Linked DNA regions of Homo sapiens: region 1 is linked to region 2. Evidence: chromatin contacts called from ENCODE Hi-C or POLR2A ChIA-PET data. All regions are on one chromosome and are shown on one strand. Each heading gives the region's core, a stretch centred on a gene start or an enhancer-like site at or near the end of the contact. The rest is flanking DNA. Distances are from core to core; before and after follow the strand shown. Region 1 holds the start of RBM43 (RNA binding motif protein 43). Region 2 has its middle 42 kb from the start of RND3.

Region 1 (5,418 bases), core at 2,408-4,907, 730 kb before region 2:
GAAACATCCTGTAATGGGTTTTGCTTTAGTTTTTTGGTGTCACAAATGAAAAACGTTCAGGAAAATGTTGATTTTATTTCTTTCTTTCTTTAGAGATGGAGTCTCGCTCTGTCACGCAGGCTGGAGTGCAGTGGCACAGTCTCAACTCACTGCAACCTCCATCTCCCGGGTTCAAGCGATTCTTCTGCCTCAGCCTCCTGAGTAGCTGGGACTACAGGGGCAAGCCACCACGCCCGGCTGATTTTTTTGTATTTTTAGTAGAGACGGGGTTTCACCTTGTTACCCAGGATGGTCTCCATCTCCTGACCTCGTGATCCGCCTGCCTCGGCCTCCCAAAGTGCTGGGATTACAGGCATGAACCACTGCGCCCGGCCCTCCAATTTGATTTTATTAAAGCTTCAAGACAGAAAAGTACAGTGAGGCAAGAGGCCTTATAATTGGGGCTATAAGATGTTAAAAGATTTTCTTGAATGCAGTTTTAGTTAGTAATATGCTGCTAAAATAATTTTGCCACATTTGGAGTCCTCTTTCTTCAAGGGTGTTGGAATAGTTTGGCATATATATGATTAAAGGTTACTGTAGGTCATGTTCGATGGCACAGATAGGTTGACCTGGATTCCCAACTCTAATCCTAGACCTCTCATCATTTTCTGGAGAGAATGGAGACTTCAGTTATGAGTTGGGGAAAGCAAGAAAGACATTCAATATAAACAAACATATAAAGATATTTTCAGAAAGAGGCCAGGGCTATTAAGATGGTATAACGGGGTGATGGAATGATTAAGTAGGAAGATAGACTGGGTGATTAGAGCTAGTCTTTCTGAAGAGAGGTTATTGTGTTGGAGGCTGAAAGATCGAGGGGCATGACTGCCCTCAGCATTCCTTCTGGGTGGCATACTCAGTTTGTCAGTTTGCCAACATTCTGCATTTATGAGAACAGTTTGCTGTTTACCCATACAGCCTCCAGTGGTATACTGAGTTGATCACGACCCTCAGTCTTTCGGCTTTAACATTATTGTAGCTAAGACCCAAGTGACAGCAGGAGCCAGTCAAGTGAAGATCAGGGCGGAGCTATTGAGGCAGGGACACAGTACATAGGTCAGGCAAAACTCCCAGGCTGATAGCTTGTTGCGATTGCAGCAGAGGGTCAGGGCAGTGGTAGGAGATCTGGCCAGAAAAAAAAGGATCAAGGTCATTGTGGCTCAGGTGAAAGCAATGCAAACAATGATGTGTTTAAACAGAAGTCGAATCTGATTTACATTTTAAAAAGATCCTTCTGGGTATGGTAGCAAGAATGGACTGAGGAGCTAGAGAGGATGGAGACTGGATGAGGATGGTAGGGATGCAGCTGGAAAGAGGGACTGATACTGGGTCCCTCTGGAAGGCCCATTGTTGGGGTATACTAAGAAGGATGAGGAAAAGAGAAATCAAGAACTGGGTCATGAGCTTGAGCTCATGGGTAGACAGTGCTGCCAATTCTTGAGAGGGAATTAAGAAGGGGAGAAGAAGGGTTCTCCTTGTTAAATTCAGATGCTTGTTTGACATTCAAGTAGGCACTTAGATATATAAAATCTGGAGATAAAATATAAATTGGGGAATTACATACAGATGTACCTCATTCTGTTTTTTTTTTTTTTTCTTGAGACAGAGTCTTGCTCTGGAGTTCTACTTGTTAAATTTCAGATGCTTGTTTGACATTCAAGTGGGCACTTAGATATATAAATCTGGAGATAAAATATAAATTGGGGAATTACATACAGATCTACCTCATGCTGTTTTTTTTTTTTTTCCTTCTTGAGATAGAGTCTTGTTCTCTCGCCCAGGCTGGAGTGCAGTGGTGTGATCTTGGCTCACTCTGCCTCCCGGGTTCAAGCGATTCTCTAGCCTCAGCCTCCCGAGTAGCTGAGATTACAGGTGTGTGCCACCACGCCCGGCTAATTTTTGTATTTTTAGTACAGACGGGTTTCACCATGTTGCTCAAGCTGGTCTTGAATTCCTGAGCTCAAAATGATCCGCCCACCTTGGCCTCCCAAAGTTCTGGGAATACAGGCGGGAGCCACTTCCCCCTACCTCATTCTGTTTTAAAATCTTCATAGCCTTGTGCCTTACTGATATATCATCAGCCGTATAACAAATAGCTCCATCCAATGATAAACTAGGTGGATCCCAGTTTATAAAAAAATTATTACTACCTGTATTTCAAGCAATGTACAACTAAAATTTCTATACAATATCTTAGTGCCATTTGCGCACTATAACTTCAAGTTCAGTTCTAAAAGTAGAATTGCTGAGACTAAGAATATGTGCATTTTACATTTTTTTGCACTTTACATTTTGATAAAAATCTTTAGAAGTATTTGCATCCATCTATGCTTGCAGCAACTCTGATGCTTACATTCAGGCTAACACTTTCTGGTTTTGCAGATCTAGTTGTGAAAAATGGTATCTTATTATTTCAATTTACATTTCTTAGGAGTGGGATTGGGTTTCTTCATATCTGCTAGCCATCTACCTTTGTTCTTCATGCATTCATTGATTTGATTTTGAAGTTTGTCCAGAGATTCCCTGTGTCCCCACAGGCGCCATTCGGGGTTCCTGTGCTAAGGCATGGACAAGGTGGTGAGCTCTCTGCTGGCAGGGACCTGGCGCTCTCATCCTGTGTCCTTAGCACCCGGCAGAGGTCCAAGAGGGCTCCTGGTCTGGGCTGGGAAGGTGACCAACACGGCGTTGGGGGTTGAGGTGGGGGTTGGGGAACTGGGGTAGGTTGTGCAGAGGAAAAGGCCCAGGTGAGCGGTGGGGGAAGGGGAAGAAGTCTGGACAGATAATAAGGGCGTAGGAAAGACATCCAGATTTCACTGAGTGCAGGGCTTTTTAAAACTGATGTTAGAAAAACTTGATTTGCTGTTGTAAAAAACCATCTGTGTGAAGTAGAAATTGATATCAATAACATGATAGAGAATACGTTCTAAAAAGTAAAGGTAGCTGGATGTAAAATTCTGGCAGAAGTTTAATATCCTAGATGGTTAGTTTGAGGCCAGCAACTAATGAGGATAAAAGCCTTCTCCATGGAAAATTTTGGACAGTTATCTGGAGAAATATTACAGTGCGCATCAACCAAATTGAAATGTTTTCAAAAGTGTTGTAAAGTTTCATGTAGTAAAAAGGTTTTAGCCACATGCCCTTCAATTTCATGGCATCGAATATATAAACACAGAAGAGAGCATGCATGCAAGATATTTAACTCCCTTACATGATAATGCATGCGATTCAAAACTATCATGACATCTAGGGCTCTCTGCAACTACGAGATGATTGATGTTAGGAAAAGCGTAGCCCCCCAGTATCAACACAGGAAGCGGCCACCACCTACTATGTGTTTTCCCTTTTTGCGTTTTTTCTTTTTTTAAATCAACTCTGCCGTTGTTGCTGCTGCTTAGCAAAACGGGTAAAAACAAAATTGCAATCACTGATGCATCACCCAGAGAATTCCCAAATTTCCTGTCGAGGAATCCTCTCGGCCTCTCTCCAGAGTGCTTCCACAAGTTGCAAAACTACGGAGGGCGTCTGGGCAGGCGCTGGCAACAGCACTCCTGAGTCCGAGCTCCCACTCAGAGGCCACGAGGTCGCAGAACAGCCGGATCGGGTGGAAGGACCGCCCTTTTCTTCGTAGCCTCCAAGGGAGCTGGAACAAAAAACGAAACCAAAACCTGCCTGCTCGCTCCTCTCCCCATCGCCTGCGTTCCGCTGGTTGTGGGCTTTCTGCGGCCGCTGAGGGCGCGTCTCCCCTCCGCCATGGCAAGTTGCTTTTGCTTTGGGTTTTGCGGTGCAGGTCCGTGCCTGTACCGTCGCCATGGTCCCCTAGAAGGGCGCGGAACCGGGCGCGACGGGCCAGGGTGCAGGGCTGCGCGGGAGGGGGCGGCGCACGGAGGGGCCCCAGGGACCCCGGGGGCCCCGGAGAGCCGTCCACCCCGGCGGGCAAACTCAGGTCAGCCTCGCTGCACCCTTCCCAGGTGGCGGCATTGCGCGCTCCTGAAATTCACGTACGGCGGTGCAGTATAGGCCCGCTCCAGAGGCTCAGGACTAGGCTGTCACCTCCCACACCCACTGCCCAGGCGACGGGGACGCCGCCGTTCGTCGAGGAGCTGCTTCGCAGGCTGTTAGGGCTTAACTGTTGTCCTCCCACGCCTCGGGGGGAACAAAAGTGGCCTGATTAGCCAGAAATGGAGGTCACAGCTGCCTTTTGAAAAGGGCTAATAAGAACGATTCGAGCCAAGGACGCAAGTCAGGAAGACATCCTCATGTCTTATGTCTGCCTTGGTGCGAATTCTTGTCTTAGCAAATTCAAAATTTATCCTTCTGTGTTTTGTTTTGTTTCCATCAATCGCTTAAAAGCCTTGGCAAGGCCTTTAATTCCTGCTCTGAAATGCTAGAGTCCCGGAAATGCAAAAGCAAGTACGTTTTTGTTGACCTGGTGGCGGTAGAGGCGTCGTCATTGAAAATAAACAACTGATTTTGAGAAAATCAATATAAACAAATGCAGTCAATGAATCTTCTGTTTCTTCCCAATGCCTTACTTACAAAAGTAAAGTTTTGCTATATACTTTTTGCTTTCTGATAAGATGGCCAAGTCTGTTATAACACAATACTGATGCAAGGAAATGCGCCATCACGTTAGTATGTCTTGGCTAAAAGCTGCTCGTTTCAAAGTCCTTGAAAGGACTGTCTTTCTCTAGGCATTTCTTTATCTTAATCGTGGGTAGAAGAGATGAACAACCCTCATTATTCATAATTGACCTCAGTAAAATTATCTATGTTAGCCATACTTTCTCCAACCTATGAAAGGGAGTTAAGGACAAATATTGGCAAGTCATTGAAGTACTAATTCATTAGATGATTCATAGAAACTAGTTCTTACCAAACAAAATTTACATCTTTATGTTTTTTTCTTCTAAAAATACTGGTTCAGGGAGAAGTTTCTTTGATTTTAAAGATAAATTACCAGTAGACATTCGAATAAAGAAATATGGTATTAGTACTAATGAGGGCATAGAGCTGAAGTAAGATTTCCTGAGTTTAAATTGATTGCATGTTTTTCTTTGATATTGTTGGGGTGCAGAAAATGATCTCCCTGCCCGGCACGGTGGCTCACGCCTGTAATCCCAGCACTTTGGGAGGCGAAGGAGGGCGGATCACTTGAGGTCAGGAGTCTCTACTAAAAATACAAAAATTAGCTGGGCGTGATGGCATCCACCTGTAGTCTCAGCTACTGGGGAGGCTGAGGTGGGAGGATCACTTGAGCCCAGGAGGCGGAGGTTGCAGGGAGCCAAGATCACGCCATTGTTCTCCAGCCTGGGCAACAGAGCGAGGCGCTGTCTAAAAAAAAAAAAAGACTTCGAGAGGCCGAGGGGGGAGCGGATC
Region 2 (5,375 bases), core at 2,011-4,510:
CCTCATCTCCTCCTTATCCCCTTCCAATGGCTAAGATGTGCATGCCTACCTCTCAGGAAGACTATCATAACATGTTAATGAGGTATACAATTGAGTAACACTGCACATGTAAGTGAAATTATGCAACTACATCAGAAAATTGGTATGAGAATGCATTATTGAGATGCAAGTGCCCTATTTCTAAAAATATGTCGCTCGCTGTTTTACACACACACGTGTGCACACATGCTCCATTTCTACCACCCCCCACCAACCCCAGCCACTAGTAAGGGGTTTTCCAAGTCACATGTTGGAAATCCTACATTATTCAGGGTAACAAGGAAAGTGACAAAGGAGTTAGGTTTTAGCTGGAGATCCACAGTTGATTGTACCTCACTGGTTATTGGTCAAGAAGGCTTATTCTTATTTGTAAGAGTGTATAACCGGCTGCCTTTTGAACCAGTCCACACATTTAACACAGAATTGAAGTTTTAGCAAGGACGAGTCACTCCAGGATGTGGCTGTGTGTTTCCAGAATAGTCCTAGACATATTTGAGTGAGAAAGAAATTCAATGTGTTGCAGACTCCATATATTAAATTTTTCTGTTGCCCACCTTTTTGTGTATTTTTCAGATATGTTTTATACTCTAAATCAGGAGCATTTTGCCAGGAATTTCCCTCAGAACCTCTTAAAAAGTCTGTACATTTGGAGATAAATGAAATCCATATGTTCCTGATTTATTCTCACTTTCTTCATCAAAACGTTACTTTCTACAAGGCACTTGATCATCAATAAGCTATATGAGATTTTTAAAGGCCTTTTTTTCCCTAGAAAAGGGAAAACACATTTGATCAATAACATAGTTATAAAGTCAAAGTTACACAAGAATTTATAAAGATATATTGTTTTACTATTTAACTTTAATAACTTAGGCTATAGATATTTGGAAACTCACCAATCATTGTCAGAAAAATGCACATTTTTGTTTTTTTCTTCACAGGATAAACACACTTTTTTATTTATCTTTACAGTGACTTTCTAAAAAATTTGGTTCAAGATCTAGAAATGTACTTATCTTACATTTCAATACATCTAAATATAAATACCTTTTACAGAAAAATCCTAAATCTGTAAACATGAACATATAGTCATAATACATAGTTCTATGCACATAATATAATAGAAGACAATACTTCTCTCTCTAGACACAGAGCTCACTGAAGACGACAGGGATGTCTTCCTCATCTTGGTATCTGCACAAAGTAGGTCCTTGATAAATATTTGTTGACCAAATGAAAACATTAAAAATAACACTAAGGAACACTTTTATAGAAAAAAGTCTGCTGTTTCAGACCTCAAAGGGATGCCAGTTGAACAAGAAAGACTGTGTCAACAAGACAATACACTAACTCATACTACAGTCTTATTTTAAAATTGATTAAGGCCAAGTGCGGTGGCTCATGCCTGTAATCCCAGCACTTTGGGAGGCCAAGGCAGGCAGATCACAAGGTCAGAAGATCAAGACCATCTTGGCTAATACAGTGAAACCCCATCTCTACTAAAAATACAAAAACAAAATTAGCCGGGTGTGGTGGCGGGCACCTGTAGTCCCAGCTACTCGGGAGGCTGAGGCGGGAGAATGGGGTGAACCTGGGAGGTAGAGTTTGCAGTGAGCCGAGATCGCACCACTGTACTCCAGCCTGGGAGACAGAGCGAGACTCCATCAAAAGAAAACAAAAACAAACAAACAAAAAAATGATTAAAAGTGCATGGCTGAGGGCAGGAGGGAGTGGGGGATGTTCTCAATCATACAGCTGTTTAGCTTTTCCCAGCATAGCTCCTTTTTGAGAAGAGGAGTTGGGAGTTGGAGTTGGTTACAGGGCTGGAGATTAATTTACATTCAAACTTTTAATGTTAACATGATCATTATACTTCAGAAATAATATTTTTGTCTATGTAGCATTTTATACATATATACACACATACATACACATATAAAATATAAATATATACAACAAATATGTATTTGTTTTGTGTATTTGCTCAGCTATATCTAATTCTACATGTAAATTCGTGTGCATGTAACATATACACTATATATGTAATATGAATTTATATATTATTTATAAAGGAGAATAAGGTAAGACAATACCATTGCAGTTCATATATTCCTTTTACATCACATATTATTTACCTAAAGAACATTATTTTCTTTTGGACCCTTCAAGGAGGCTGGCAATGATTTCTGATGTCTGAAGCTTGTTCACACTCATAATTTTATAGGAATTACCAAAGAGTAAAACATGAAACTCCCTAGAGACACTCAAGAAACTTAAAGCCTTCCTAATTGATATAATCAAGTTTCTAGAATCACAAAAGAATAAAGAAAACTTGTTTGAGGCTACATTCCCCATCAAAGATTTTCACTGGATTATTTTTTAAGCTGCAAAGACGATGAAATGGAGACCAAAAAGATCTGAACAGCAACATTTTCCCACATACCAGCATTGCTGACTTCTAAACATAAAGCCATTCATCAGAGTTTCAGGCTCACAGAATTCCCTGTTTCCACAGAACCCACATTCACCTTTATGCAAAAATGCTGATTCAGAACAGACATTGTGAGGAATATTTAGATGTGTGGCAACTCTTTCAGTTCTAAACACTGGATGTGGAGTATAAACGTGGAGAAAGGAACTTGTGAAAGCAGGAACTGGTATAATTCGCTCTGGGGCAAGACTTCAAAATGCAAATAACAGAGGAATAATAATGCTATTAGTCATTCAAACCTTAGTGGATATTAGTTTAGTCAAGGCTGCTGTCATTCTCATTAAAATCAGCTGCTGCTTTTAGCCTTTCTCATCACCCACCCCTGCGGAGATTTTATGGTGAAAGTATAGAACAGAAAAAAGGCATTGTGGAGGTAGGGAGTGGGAGTGGGGAGCAAGTAAGCACAGCATGATTTGAGAGACAATTGCCAGTAATAAAAAATAAATAAAATGTGAAAGAATATCCCAAATGAACTTGATCTATTTTGGAATTTTGACAAAGCCACATCAGGTACCAGAAAACTGTCTTCTTTCTCTTGTCTTCTTCCCTCCCACACTATACCATGACCACCTGCTCCTAGAAGACAGTTCCCTACCCCACACTCACAGGACGAAGTCCAACACAGCACTGTGGTGACTTCATCTCCATAGATGGTTTATGGGTTTCTGTTTCACATAACCCCAGAAGTGATTTCTGTAATAGAATCGGTAGAAGTTAGAGACTTCCTGTTATAAGCTCACAGTGGTTTCCAAGTGATTACAGAAACAGGGTTTTTTATCAAACCAGATAGGGGAGAGGAAGCTCTTCATTTGTCAGTTACTGGGCATATGTAATACACTGTGCACTGATCAAAGCACAGGGCAACAAACTGATGCATCAATGGTTGTCTCTTCTAGGAAATCACAGTCTTGTAGGTACTGCAGATGTTCTTACAGTTTGATGTGAGTGGTGCAAACAAGCAAGGCCAATTTAAAATTTGTTTGGGTGGTAGAAACTTTTTCCAGTATTCCATATTCACAGGCAAAGTGGATTGATAAAATCCAGTGGTGTTTGCAATGACTGACTAGTGACAATGGAAGATTATCTAGATGAATCAATAGCAATGAATGTCTGCATTCACATCCTGATTACATGTGAGGTCCTAGGATCTGGGTCCCAAAGTCGAGTAGCTCCAGCTCATGCATGTAAATGTGCTGAATGGGTAAGAGTGGGCAAAAGAGACAAGCCAAAACGTTTCTCAGGCTAAAGGAGATTGGACATGAGAACGAAATAAGACACATCTAAGTGCAAAAGACTAAAGCCAGTTATTAGCTCTCTCTTTAGCTCTCTCTCTCTCTCTATATATATATAATATAAAACATATTTATATATGGTATATATGTATGTGTATATATAATGTATGTATGTATGATATATATGTATATATTTATATATGTACGCATATATAAAATATTATATAATACATATATATAAACTACTCTCTCCTAGTTTGCTTAATTCAACACGCTCATGTTCTCTCTACGTGTGTGTGTGTGTGTGTGTGTGTGTGTGTGTATGTGTATTAGGAGATTTCCTATGCCTGATTATCATAGCACAAGGTGATGATGTGCTATGCCCCTGGGCATGGGGAAAGTGGGGTTAAAGGTACCCTCTGAGTTTAGACATTTAACATGCTGTCTTAGATGAACACGTATTAGCATTTTAGCAAAAAAGAAGCTGGTGAAGGAATGATAAAAATAGAAGAGCCAGTGAAGGAAAAGCTAATATAACCTATTAATGTATAAAATATTTTTAAAGTTATTTTTGTTTTTTGTTTGTTTTTGGTGGAGACAGAATCTCGCTATGTTGCCCAGACTGGTCCAGAACTCCTGGCCTCAAGTATTCCTCCCACCTTGGCCTTCCAAAGTTCTGGGATTACAGGTGTGAGCCACTGTGCTTGTGGAATTGTCAGGGAATGATTTATAGTGAAGTTGTGTCAATAAATGTAATCTGAAGAGTGATGTGCAAGTTCTTATGCAAAGAATGACAGCCAGCAAACAAAATACAAAATGATTTTTGATAAAATGTTCAGATAAGAAAATTAAAAAATTAGTTTGACTGCATGATCTAGCCATAGTTTTCTCAGACCCTTATCTTCCTATTTAATAGGCAAAAACTATTACAGAGACCTAATTTAATAATCTCTAGAACAGCTTTAATATATTTTTACATTTAATCTTGTTTTTGAAGAAAAGGTATAGTACAAAGCAATAGTTTCCACAAAAGAAAAGAAGAACACTTCAAATCACTTGAATTAAAAAAAGAAATAAGTATATATATATATATATCTTCTGTAGGAGATGCAAACTGAAGATAATGAATTAAAATTAACTGAAAGAAATATAATATTCCATCACATACAATACGTAGATATTGTTCTGGTGTTAAAATAATTTATTGAAATATTTTTCCTTTCTCTGAGTTAAAAATAAAAATTAAGTTGTTCAAAATGTCATTTTTTATAGTGCAGAATATCAATAATATGTCCAAAAGATACCTGTGATGAAAATATTATATAGGATTTGCTAAATGCATGCAACTTATTTCAAAATGATTTCAGAAGAATTCCACTGTCACAGTTCTGTTTCCCAGCAGCAGTGGCACCACCAGTAACCAGGCAGATACTGGCTTTTCTGGTTCAGAAGAGCAAAGAATGTTGACAGAAAGCACCACCCAGTGATTCATGTGTCACAAGAAGGTTTAAATCATTCTTCAGTAGAAGAATTTCCAAGGTTATTCCTTCCCACAAGCTTTGTATATAAGTCACTCTGCTATTCCCATGGTTACCAAAAGGGGAGAAAAAAAC

The links. Hi-C counts contacts between places; a loop is a spot of excess contacts on that map. ChIA-PET counts read pairs that join two places held with the same protein, here RNA polymerase II (POLR2A). Pooled maps may share reads with other maps.
Region 1: a loop to region 2 is called in a map with no recorded cell type, with 9 times the contacts of the local background. The contact joins the promoter of RBM43 here to the enhancer-like site in region 2. A Hi-C loop is called at or near these places in 1 of 37 single-sample maps with no recorded cell type and 1 of 50 pooled maps. POLR2A ChIA-PET finds 5 or more read pairs at or near these places in 1 of 52 experiments (AG04450).

Annotation. Positions count from the first base shown.
Region 1 is chr2:151,260,102-151,265,519 of GRCh38, reverse strand. RBM43 (RNA binding motif protein 43) reads left to right here and starts at 3,657. Exons shown (of 4, transcript NM_198557.3): 1 at 3,657-3,795. The coding sequence starts at 3,793. RefSeq lists an enhancer at 3,574-3,803 and a silencer at 3,844-4,113.
Region 2 is chr2:150,526,921-150,532,295 of GRCh38, reverse strand. No RefSeq gene overlaps it. Among named protein-coding and RNA genes, the nearest start is that of RND3, 42 kb to the right of the region's middle. RefSeq lists enhancers at 3,076-3,135, 3,146-3,225. Within about 2 kb of position 3,260, at least 4 of the 41 ENCODE cell types and tissues checked have a DNase peak (open chromatin) inside an H3K27ac peak, as active enhancers do.